2 separate regions of the Homo sapiens genome follow, and region 2 is linked to region 1. Evidence: chromatin loops called from intact Hi-C (ENCODE). Cell type or tissue: heart left ventricle. All regions are shown on one strand. Each heading gives the region's core, and the rest is flanking DNA. Links, peaks and the distances in the headings are about the cores only. Region 1 overlaps RBKS (ribokinase). Region 2 overlaps RBKS (ribokinase).

Region 1 (5,387 bases), core at 103-5,102:
CACACCTGTAGTCTCAGCTACTTGGGGGGCTGAGGCAGGAAAATCACTTGAACCTGGGAGGCAGAGGTTGCAGTGAGCCAAGATTGCACCACTGCACTCTAGCCTGGCAATAGAGCGAGAGTCCGTCTCAAAAAAAAAAAAAAGAAAAGAAAAACAGATTCAGGAGAGCTGACTAGAAAAGTAAGTAAACTAGACTTGAGGAAGAATAAACATTTTAGAGTTTTTATTTAGAAGAAACAGATAATTATTCATAAAATATGTTTTGGTTTGTTTTTATGCTTAGAAGCGACTTTAAAATGTGGGTCATTATGAAAAAAGAAGGCTGAGGGGATCTGATGAAGTTTTGGATGTGAATATACTTTGAAAAATATTCAAGTGCAAGAAATGGTTATGTGACATGAAATTAACATCCTGGTTGCCTTTCAAAATGTGCTTTACCAGGTATTTGATAAAGTGTGCTTGGTGTTGCTATTCTCTTCATATTTAGTCATTTCTGAAACTATTAGTTTATTTTCTGTTTTGTCAAGGACAAGAACCTGAATTTGAGGGGATCCTTAGTTCTGAAATCAATCCGCCATTAGACTAACACTACTTTCACTAAAGTGAAAAGACTCTATGCATCTCCTGCTAAAAGTAAAATGAGGATTCCTCAAAGACCTACATGGATGCACAGAAGTGGCTTAGCCCCTATTCTCAGTGTCCATGTTAGTTACTATCCCTTTGGGTTGTAAGCACCAGAAGCACAACTCAGGCTTATGCAGGAAAAAGGATTTATTTGGTGCACATAATTGCAAAGTGTAAAGATATGGCAGAATGCAGAGGCTGAACAGTGTCATCCAGGCAAGTCAGGTCACTTGCTCACTGGCTCCCTCCCTGTCAGCTCTGCCTTCCTCATAGTGGGCTATGAGCTCAGGTGGGTCCACTCCCTACCCACGCTGTGTCTCATGTCATGTCCCTGTCCCTGGTTTCAGATACAAATCACTCTTATCAGAGGATAGGGAAGTGGATGCTGACAAGAAAACAGTAGAATGTCCAGTGTGTTTTAATATATCTAGAGATTTTTCATTTTCTTGCAGAATTTGAAGATGAACTATTAATTGGTACATAGGAAACTGAGGAAAATGTTTAAGTAAAGCAAATTTTCCCTTCTAGGTCATCTAGAACCTAAGGGGAAAAAGTATGATTAAGTGAATATAATCTTTGTACATGACGTGGCTATAAATGCTATAAATGCATAGTCATAACAATGTAAATGCTAATTCTAGATTTAACCAGAAATGGAGATTAGAATAATATTGTGAAGATGGGAGGATAAAGTGAGTGTGCATTTGCACATGGGGGGACATAAGAAAACTAAATGCTTATTTTCCATAATTGGAACTCAAGAGATAATATCTAAAATTGACTTTTTTTTTTTTTTGAGACAGGTTCTCACTCTGTTGCCTAGGCTGGAGTGCAGTGGCTCCATCTTGGCTCACTGCAACCTCTGCCTCCCAGGCTCAGGTGATCCTCCTGCCTCAGTCTCCCAAGTGTTTGGAACTACAGGTACACGCCACCATGCCTGGCTAATTTTTATATTTTTAGTAGAGACAGGGTTTTGCCATGTTGCCCAAGATGGTCTCAAACTTCTGGGCTCAAGCAATCCACCCACTTCAGCCTCCTAGAGTGCTGGGATTATAGGCAATGAGCCACCATGCCCAACCCTAAAACTGGTTTTCTAAAAGCAGTATAAGTGTATTGCCAGAAACATCAGATAATTACCAGAAGAAACCACTAAAAGAATTTAAAGTATTTGCCTCATGAAAATGGGAATGGAGAGGGATTGGGCATTTATACTTAAGCCTTACATGTGTCCACAAAAACTTGTATGTGAATGTTCATAGCAGCATTATTCATAATAGCCAAAAATTGGAAAGAACCCAGTGTTTATCAGCAGATGATGGATAAACAAATTGTGGTATATCCATACGATGGAATATTATTCAGCCATTAAAAAGAATACTGATACATACAACAACATGGATGAACCTCCAAAGCATTATGCTAAGTGAAAGAAGCCAGACACAAAGTGTTAACATATTATATGATTCCATTTAAATGAAATATTCAGAATAGATCAATCCATAGATACAGAGCATAGATGGGTGGTTGCTAGGGACTAGGGGGAGGAGGAATGGGGAGAAACTGCCTAATGGGTAAGGAGTTTTACTTTAGAGTAATGGAAATGTTTTGAAACTAGATAAGAGGTCGGTGATTGTACAACATTGTGACAATACTAAATGCACTGAGTTATTTATGTTAAAATAGGTGAATTATTAAATAATTCTTTTTTAAAAGGAATGAAGTACTGATTCATGCTATGACATGGATGCACCTTGAAAACATACTACTAAGTAAAAGAAGCCAGGCATAAGAGGTCATATATTATGATTTTATTTCTATGAAATATCCAGAATAGGTATTATAAATCCATAGAGACAGGAAGTCAACTGATGGTTGCTGGAAGGGGATGGAGAGTGACTACTAATGAGTATGGAGTTCCTCTTTGGGGTGATGAAAATGTTCTGGAATCAGTGGTAATGGTCGGACAAGCTTGTGGGTAATACTAAAGAACACTAAAGCATACCCCTTTAAAGAGTGAATTTTATGATGCATGAATTATATTTCAAACAACAACAAAAAAGCTCCACCTAAGCAATTCACTTATGAATGGATATTCGTGATAAAGACTCTCCACTGAATTGCCCTGCTGAATATGCGTGAATGGACTCTCAGCATCCCCCAGGTGGAGCAGCAGTGACACTGACAGGAACCAGGGTAGTGATTTTCTGGGTCTAGAATCTTCCTCATCTTTTTTATGCTGTCTTCGTCCTCTCATCCAGCACTTTCATTATTAAAATTCTTACCTGTTCTGCACACAGCTGTGCAGCCTCTTCATAAATCTGATAAAGAGAAGGTAATTCACGTGGCGAGTGAGGAGCTCCCAGGGAGGCATTTTCTTCTGAACAAATGGGCTCCTTCACTTTTCTGTCAGGAGGGTATTACTTGCTCTCAGTCGGTTTGTAACCTTCTCGCTTTTCTCTTCCTCCTAATCCCTTATTAAAAAGTCAGGGATGACATGGGTGCTGGAAACATCTTTAGTTGGCATGTTGTCCACTCAAGGCAGACAGCCTGCCTAGAAGAAGCCATTTCCCGTTCTACGTCAGTGCTTCTGCAGACTGCTATATTCAGTTTTGCCTCACTGTTAATAGTTGAATATATCACTTCTATTTTTACATCTGTTTTTCCCGTTGTACTAGAGTGAGATGGTGGCAGTAGCTGCAGATGTCCTCAGCTCAGTTTGGAAGACATGACAGATGTGTCTCTTCTCCCATTTCTATATGTTATCTGAATCTCAGCCTCCAAATGACAGAGAGTGCATGTCCGCCCTCTCTTCTTCCAACCTGAATGTTAGGGGGTTTGCCTGCTTGCATTTGGGATTGCACTGAGTAAGCACTCCATAGTCAGAGACACACACCTAAGCATGGTATATTTTAGGATTATTGTGCTACTGTGATATATTATAACATTAGTTATCCCTGCTTTATAAGCACTGAAATTCTTGACATATAAATTGCTTTTCTTTATGTAAATGGTTAAGTCCTGGAATCTACAATAACACTCTCAAGAATTTAGTCCGTAGGCTAAATCTGTCTTCTCAAGAATCACTCACTCTGTAATAACGCATGGGTATGTAAGTAAGCTGAGAACAAACAAAAGCCAGGGGCACAGGGAATTTATCTTTCCTATTCTTTATTCTCCTTTCTTTCTATCCTTCACATTTGAGTCCTATAGTGTTCAGAGTTGCTGATGAGGCACTAGGCAGCAGCAGCCAGCTGCATGGGTGTCCCATAACTACTCAGAGCTTGAGAGTTAACTCTAAATTAGGATTGCACCAGTAAGAAGTAGAGATAATTTCTGTTAAAGTTTGCACGGAAGCACTTTCTTAGGATGAGGTGATTGCTGGGGCTGGCAGGTTACTTGCAGGTTTCCCAGGTGGCCTCTTGTATTCCTCTCATCCTGGGGTCTGGCCCGCGGCCATCCCGGCTGTCTCAAGGATGGGGTTAATGGACCCACCTTTTAGGCCCTATCCAGACTGACAGTTCAATCTTTGAAAACCTAGCATCTGAGGGGCCATCATTCCCAACTTGGTGTGACCTTTCCTCCACCCTACATTCTCCTCTCCCCACCCTTGTCACTGCCACCAGTAGAAAGTCAAACTAATATTGCAAAATGTACTCAGAACTAATGAATTGAGGTGATCTCAAGAGGTGTTTCTCAACCCAGGCAACATGAGGCCCTGTTCCCTGCTTAGCCATAGTCCTGCTGGGAAGACTGAATACTCAGCAGTTCTTGCATGGGTACTGCCAGTACTAGTCTCCGTGACTTTCCTTGAACTGTGTTTCCCCAGCAGACTCTTCTTCTTCTTCTCATCTCCTTCTTTCTGATCAACATATACTTTCTTTGCATGTAGTAATTAGTTGAGTTTCTGAGGGGATTTATGGCTCAAAAGCCATTTTGTCCTTGAATAGAGCCTTTGCACATTTCTGTCCAGAAGCTTCTGTTATAGCCAAGATGTTTCGGTGTCCCTTACTGTTTACTGGCAACACTTGAGAAAGGGCTGGGTGGGTAAAATAATATGGTTTAAAAAATGGTCGAATCTTGGGTGCTGAAGAGGTAAAGTAATAAGGCTAATTTTGAACTGCACTGTCAATTTTTCTTATCCAAGAAGTGACTGTTGTTTCCTTCAAACCCTGACTTTAGGAGACTTACTCTATTGACACAGCTACTACTCAAAGTGCCTTTGGAAATCCTCTGTTAGAATTGCCTTGAGAGCCTTCATTATCACCTTTATTCCACTAATCACTTTATTGGGGCTTTTCCTACTTGTGAAATTAATACATACTTTAGTGTTCAAGGAGGGAAGGAGAGCAGCAACACAGAAAGGTATAAAGAAGAAAGTCAAGTATCCATGACCCATCCACTTAAAAGTAATTGTTAACCTTTTGGTGTAAATCTTTCCAGATTTTTTTCTATGCATAGTCATACACTTTTGAATATCTACTTACAGCTAATTTGAATATTTGCAATATTATAGGATTAATATGTGTAATTGCACATATTACAACAAAAAATTACAACTAAAAAATAGTGTAATTACAACTAAAAAAATCAAGTATTTCCCTAGAATAATATAAATAGGCAAGTCACTGAATAAGAAATACGAAAAAAATAAAGAAATGAGACAATGCTTAACCTCATTAGAAGTCAGGATTATACACATTAAAATAACAGTGAGGTCCTCTTTATTACCCATAAGTTTGGCCAAAATTAAAATTTGAGAATGT
Region 2 (5,387 bases), core at 279-5,278, 51 kb before region 1:
TAGTGCTGGGAATCAAAAAGAGGAAAAAGCTTAAAGAAATATTTAGGGGCTAAAATAGTTGGAAACAACTGTTTAGTAAAGTGGGCATGAATCAAGCATTCACTCTCTGATCTTTTATAAGGAAACACTAATGTTGAAACTTTATTTTCCCACATTGACAAGACCTAGAAGGTAGAGTCCTTGGAAAGAATCCCATCTTATGGAACAAAAGCATTCCATGCTTACTACTTTTATTGGGGGGGCAGGGGCGGTTATATTCCTTAAAAATCAAAATAAATGGTATCAAATAATTAAGAGATAGTCAAATTCTCTCTAAGGGAAAAAATCCTAATTTTGTTTTGAGATTTAAGAAAAAATACAGGTATTCTTTCATAATTGTAATGGAGACGCTAATGACAAATTTAGCTCAAAAAATTTACAAATATTAACTGGAGGCAATGAAATGACAGAAGATATAAACATAAAAAAGAATGTTAAAATACAAAATAGAATCTTCCATATACCAATACAGCATTCTTAGGGGAAAAAAAAAAACTACACAAAGCTCAACCACCCATGTAACAAAGATATTTATAATGTGTAAAGTGTTGTCGGGGACTTAGAGACTGTGGAACTAGAGAATATCAGAGTAGCAAAGAAACTTGAGTTCATTTTTGTGTTGAAATGACCACCCTGTTCATGTTAAATATAGGAAGCACAAGTCTAGAAAGAATTAACTGATTTTCCCCCAGCTAATACCTAATTAAGATTGGAGCCAGGATTAAAGTTTTTACCTTTTGGCTCTCAAGTACTAACACATTGTGTTATTGTGAAGTTTTGAGTAGCATTTCAGAAGTTTGACATGTACTGGATTTGCAAGAGACAAAGTGTTCAAAAGTGCTAGTAAGGACCGATTTCCTTGAAAAAGAAAACAAAGCTAATATTGCAATTATCAATATCAGAGTACTTAGTATTATTGTCCTTTAGAATTTTTTTCAGACCTGCAATTTTTATTATATATGCATAATATAACATTTACCATTTTTAATTTACAATTCATTGGCATTAAGTACATCCACATTTTTTTACAAACATCACCACTAATCATTTCCAAAACTTTTTTCATCTTCCTAAATGGAAATGATGTTCTTATTAAACAATAACTCCCTATCCCCTCCTCCCCTCAGCCCCTGGCAACTACTATTCTACTTTCTATCCCTATGAATTTGACTACTTTAGGTACATTATATAAGTGGAATTATGCAGTGTTTGCCGTTATGTGACTTACTTATTTCACTTAGCATAACGTCCTCAAGAAAGGGTAAGTGAACTTGAAGACATAGTAATAGAGATTATCTAAATTTAAGCATAAAGAAAAAATGCACAGAGCCTCTGTAACCTGTGGAACAGTCTACCATATGTATAATTGGAGTCAAAGTATCTCATATAGGTGGAGTCTTTGTAACTGGCTTACTTCACTTAGCATAATATTTTCAAAGTTTATCCATGTTGTAGCATGTTTCAGAATTTTCTTCCTTTTAAGGCTGAAAAATACTCCATTTATGTACATTACACATTTTGTTTATTCATCTATCAGTGGACATTTGGGTTGCTTCTACCTTTGGGTATTGTGAACAATGCTGCTATTAACATGGGAATACAAATACCTGTTTGAGCCCCTGTTTTCAGTTCTTTTGAGTATATACCCAAAAGTGGGATTGCTGGATCATATGGTAATTCTATGTTTAATTTTTTTGAGGACCCACCATATTGTTTTCCATAACAGCAACACTGCTTTTCCTTTTAGTTTCTTGCATCTTCTTTGTAAAGTCCCTATTCTGCATCTTACTCACCAAGCCTCCTTTTCTTATTTCAGTTTAGCCTATTTTTTTTGTTTCGTCTCCCATTTGTAATCCCTCTTTTATGTCCTCTTATGCAATTTTGCATCCCCATATGTATGTATATCTGTCATGTCTAAGTATACGTTTGTGCAAGAGGAAAAATGTGTCTGTACAGGCAAGGAGCTCAGTAAACCTCATACCTTCTCTGCCACCCTCAATCTCAGCCCCAGCATTTTTGTGGCCATTTAATACTCTGTTACGTAGAGATACAAAAATTTGTTGATTCAGTGCCCTAAATAAATACTTTTAAGTTGGTTCTGTTTGCTATGATGAACTTCTTTGAACACTTATCTTTTGGACTCATGTCTGTTTCCTTAGGTAAATTCCTAGAGCTGGAATTTCTAGGCCAAAGGAAATAACATTCTTGTTTTTGTTTTGTTTTATTTTGAGTCAAGGTCTAGTTCTGTCACCCAGGCCGGAATGCAGTGTTGCGATCGCAGCTCACTGCAGCCTTGACCTTCCAGGCTCAATCAATCCTCCCACCTCAGCCTTCTGAGTAGCTGGGACTACAGGTGCATACCACCATGCCCAACTAATTTTTATATTTTATTTTTGGTTGAGACAAGGTCTCGCCATGTTGCCCAGGCTGCTCTCGAACTCCTAACCTAAAGCTATCTGCCCACCTTGGCCTCCCAAAGTGCAGTGATTACAGACGTGAGACACCATACCTGGCTGGAAATAACATTTTTTAAACTTTTGAAATATATTGCCTATTTGCCTTCATAAAAGTTCTTCTGAAATACACTCCTACTCACAGTGTATGAAAAAGGCCTATTTCCTGGATTTTTAACGAACACATTACTAGTTGAGAGATGTTAAATGTTTTCATGTTTGATTACAAGAGGAGATGTTGAATGTTTTCCAGATGTTTGTTAGTTATTTGTGTTTCTTTTGTGAGTTGCCAGCCATGGGTCCTTTGTCCATTTTTCTGTTGGACACTCCTTAAGATTTTAAACAAGACAGTTCAAAGAAAAGAAAATGTAAAGATGCTGGTTAAGAGTTCTGCAGCAAAGAAGCTAATAGTATAAGAGTGAAAGGAGAATTTTAAGACTCTGGCTAGCATAAAATATTGTGGAAATATGGATGAGAGAGATTCTCAACCCTGGTTGCCCTTTAGAGTCAGTTAAACCAGCCTCTCCAGGGAGGGAATCCAGGCATCAATTTTTGTTTTTTAAACTCCCCATAAATTTTAATGTTCCACAGGGGTAGACAAAAAGTGACTTACTGATAAAAGCAGGAACTATGAAGTAGAGTGAATGTGACAAAATACTGTAGCAATTTGGAGAAATTAACCTTTAAGAGAAAGGGGTTGGAGTTATTCCTGATCAAGGGGAGTCATGATTGGCACAGATAAACACATCAGCGTATAAGTGGCATCATACCTGGTTATCCAGTCTCTCTGCTGTGGTAATACAGAGTCTTCACTCTTGACGACGTGTTGTGTCACATGATGCTGTCCAGTGATATCAGTTCTTGAATGATGTGAGTTCCGCCCAGGACAGTTGCCTCCTAGTTGAGTGGCTGCACCTTCCTCCATTCTGACAGTGATTGTACAATGTTAAAACTAAGCTGTAAGCTAAGTGAGGACAGGGTCTGAATATCTCCAGAACTTCACACAGAGTCTGGAATGTAGTAATTGTAACAAATATATGCGGAGAATGGACTGAGTATCATAAAAAGGATCTGAGATTATTCCAATTTCTTCCATAGTTATCATACTAAATCAAGATTTTCTTCATTGAATACAATTTTAATCACTTTTTAGTACTTTCTACACAGTGATGAACAACTTTTTTGTCATATGATCTTCAAGGACAAGTTTTCTTTGAATTGTAGAAGGTTCCTCTTATGACAACTGATTGAAGACACGTTTGAGGCCTTAAATTCTTCATATGAGCATTTAAAATATTTCTATCTGCCTTGCCTTACCTTCTTTATGATTTTTATATCACTAGTTTGACTTGGAGTGTTTCTTGTATACATACAGAAGGCTGCTATAAATTATCTCTGTTTGTATATGGTTGATGTGTTTTCTAAATAAAAGCTGAGAGTTTTGTTTTTGCTTTGGGTTTGGGGTTTTTTGTTTCAGGGTGTTTTGTTTTTTTTTTGTTTGTTTCCCAGATACATCACATATTAGGTACTGGCTTGTCTCTCATGGTCAAAAATACGTTCAAATGCAATTCTTCTGTATCATTGCAGAAAATAATTTGTGCAACAGTTTTTTAAGTACCCTTTAAAAATTATATTTTACATCTGGATTTTTACCACCAGTTTAAAAAATTACAATTCATACACTGTTATAGCAACAATATTGGTTTTTTCTGAGTTAGAGGTCTTCATTTTGAAGTGAGAAATACAAACCTACATTTTTAGTTACCTAAATTTTCAACCAAATACTCTGCCAAAAGTCTTTTAGAAACTCAATTTTAAAGTCCTTCAGGCTGTCTCAATGAAAATCATAAGCAGTTCTTTGGTATTCTGTCAAGACCATAAAGAAAATAGAGTATTATCTAAAATGTTTCTTTTAAGCCATTTGAAATTATCACAGTACCTTGCTCAAAGTAGTTACTCAGTGAACATTTGTGGAGGGAAGGAGGGAATGCTTGCATGCCACAGTTGCCCAAGAATAGCAGCTGTGTAGAATGTCTGTGTGGGGACCCCGATTCCAGCAGAACTTTAACCCTATTGACAGCTGCAACAAGGAAACTGCATTATTTAACTGGTTAGTTATTTGGGTTGTAATGAGCAGAGGATCATTTCAGTTACTTCAAGAATGGATACTTGTTTGCAAGGTGACCCAGAATTAGCTTAACAGCCAGGTCTCAGGAAGAGCAGGAACCAGGGAAGGTTCCTAGGAAATGGATTGTTCTTTAATTTTTACCCCAGTGCTCCATCATTACCCTGGCCCCACTGCCCTCCTCATGTGTGTTCCATACCCTCACTCCTCTCCCCATTTGCAGGCTTTCTCTGCGAGTATAGCACCTGCTCATTCCCAACCCTGCCAGTGTTTTGCCTTTACTGGCCTCCTTTACCCCTCTGCATCCATTCAAGCTTCTGCTTCCACCACAAATTGCTTCCTTCTTGCCATGTTTCTTATTTGATGGGTGTTCAGCTGTGGTGTTTCATATACATTCATTAAGCTAGGCTGACTTTCTGTCTGCTTGACGTTTTGCTTACCTAGGGAATTGCATTAACATCACCTACCGTGATGGTGGATTTGACAATTTCTTGTTGTTGTTATATATTTTTTTGGTTTTATGTATTTTACGGCTAATTTATTGGTTATACTTAGACTTGAATTATTACATTTTCCTGCCGAGTTTAACCTTTTTTCTCCCTTTCCTGTGGTGCTGATGAATTTAACCTTTTGATTAAAGTGAGTTACCATATTTTATCTGTCTTTGCCTTAAGCTTTTTTATTTTTTAATTTTTGGCTGATATTGATAAAGCTATCCAGGTTTGTTTTAGTTGCTATTTGCCTTGTATATCTTTTCCTGTCTTTTTTTC

What was found. Hi-C counts contacts between places; a loop is a spot of excess contacts. Peaks named below come from ENCODE experiments on the same cell type or tissue, not always from the same donor. Only the 100,000 strongest peaks of a DNase experiment are listed, where the experiment ranks them.
Region 2: a loop joins it to region 1, with 2.0 times the contacts of the local background. A loop is called at or near these places in 5 of 110 quality-filtered maps.

What each region holds. Positions count from the first base shown.
Region 1 is chr2:27,821,170-27,826,556 of GRCh38, reverse strand. All of the region lies in intron 7 of RBKS (ribokinase), which reads left to right. Among named protein-coding and RNA genes, the nearest start is that of MRPL33, 52 kb to the right of the region's middle. In heart left ventricle, for the core only: a CTCF peak has its summit at 2,791 (motif pointing right); no DNase peak of the experiment used is centred there; H3K4me3 peaks cover 421 bases; H3K27ac peaks cover 1,541 bases.
Region 2 is chr2:27,872,433-27,877,819 of GRCh38, reverse strand. The region is part of intron 1 of RBKS (ribokinase); the gene reads left to right. Among named protein-coding and RNA genes, the nearest start is that of RBKS, 15 kb to the left of the region's middle. In heart left ventricle, for the core only: no CTCF peak of the experiment used is centred there; no DNase peak of the experiment used is centred there.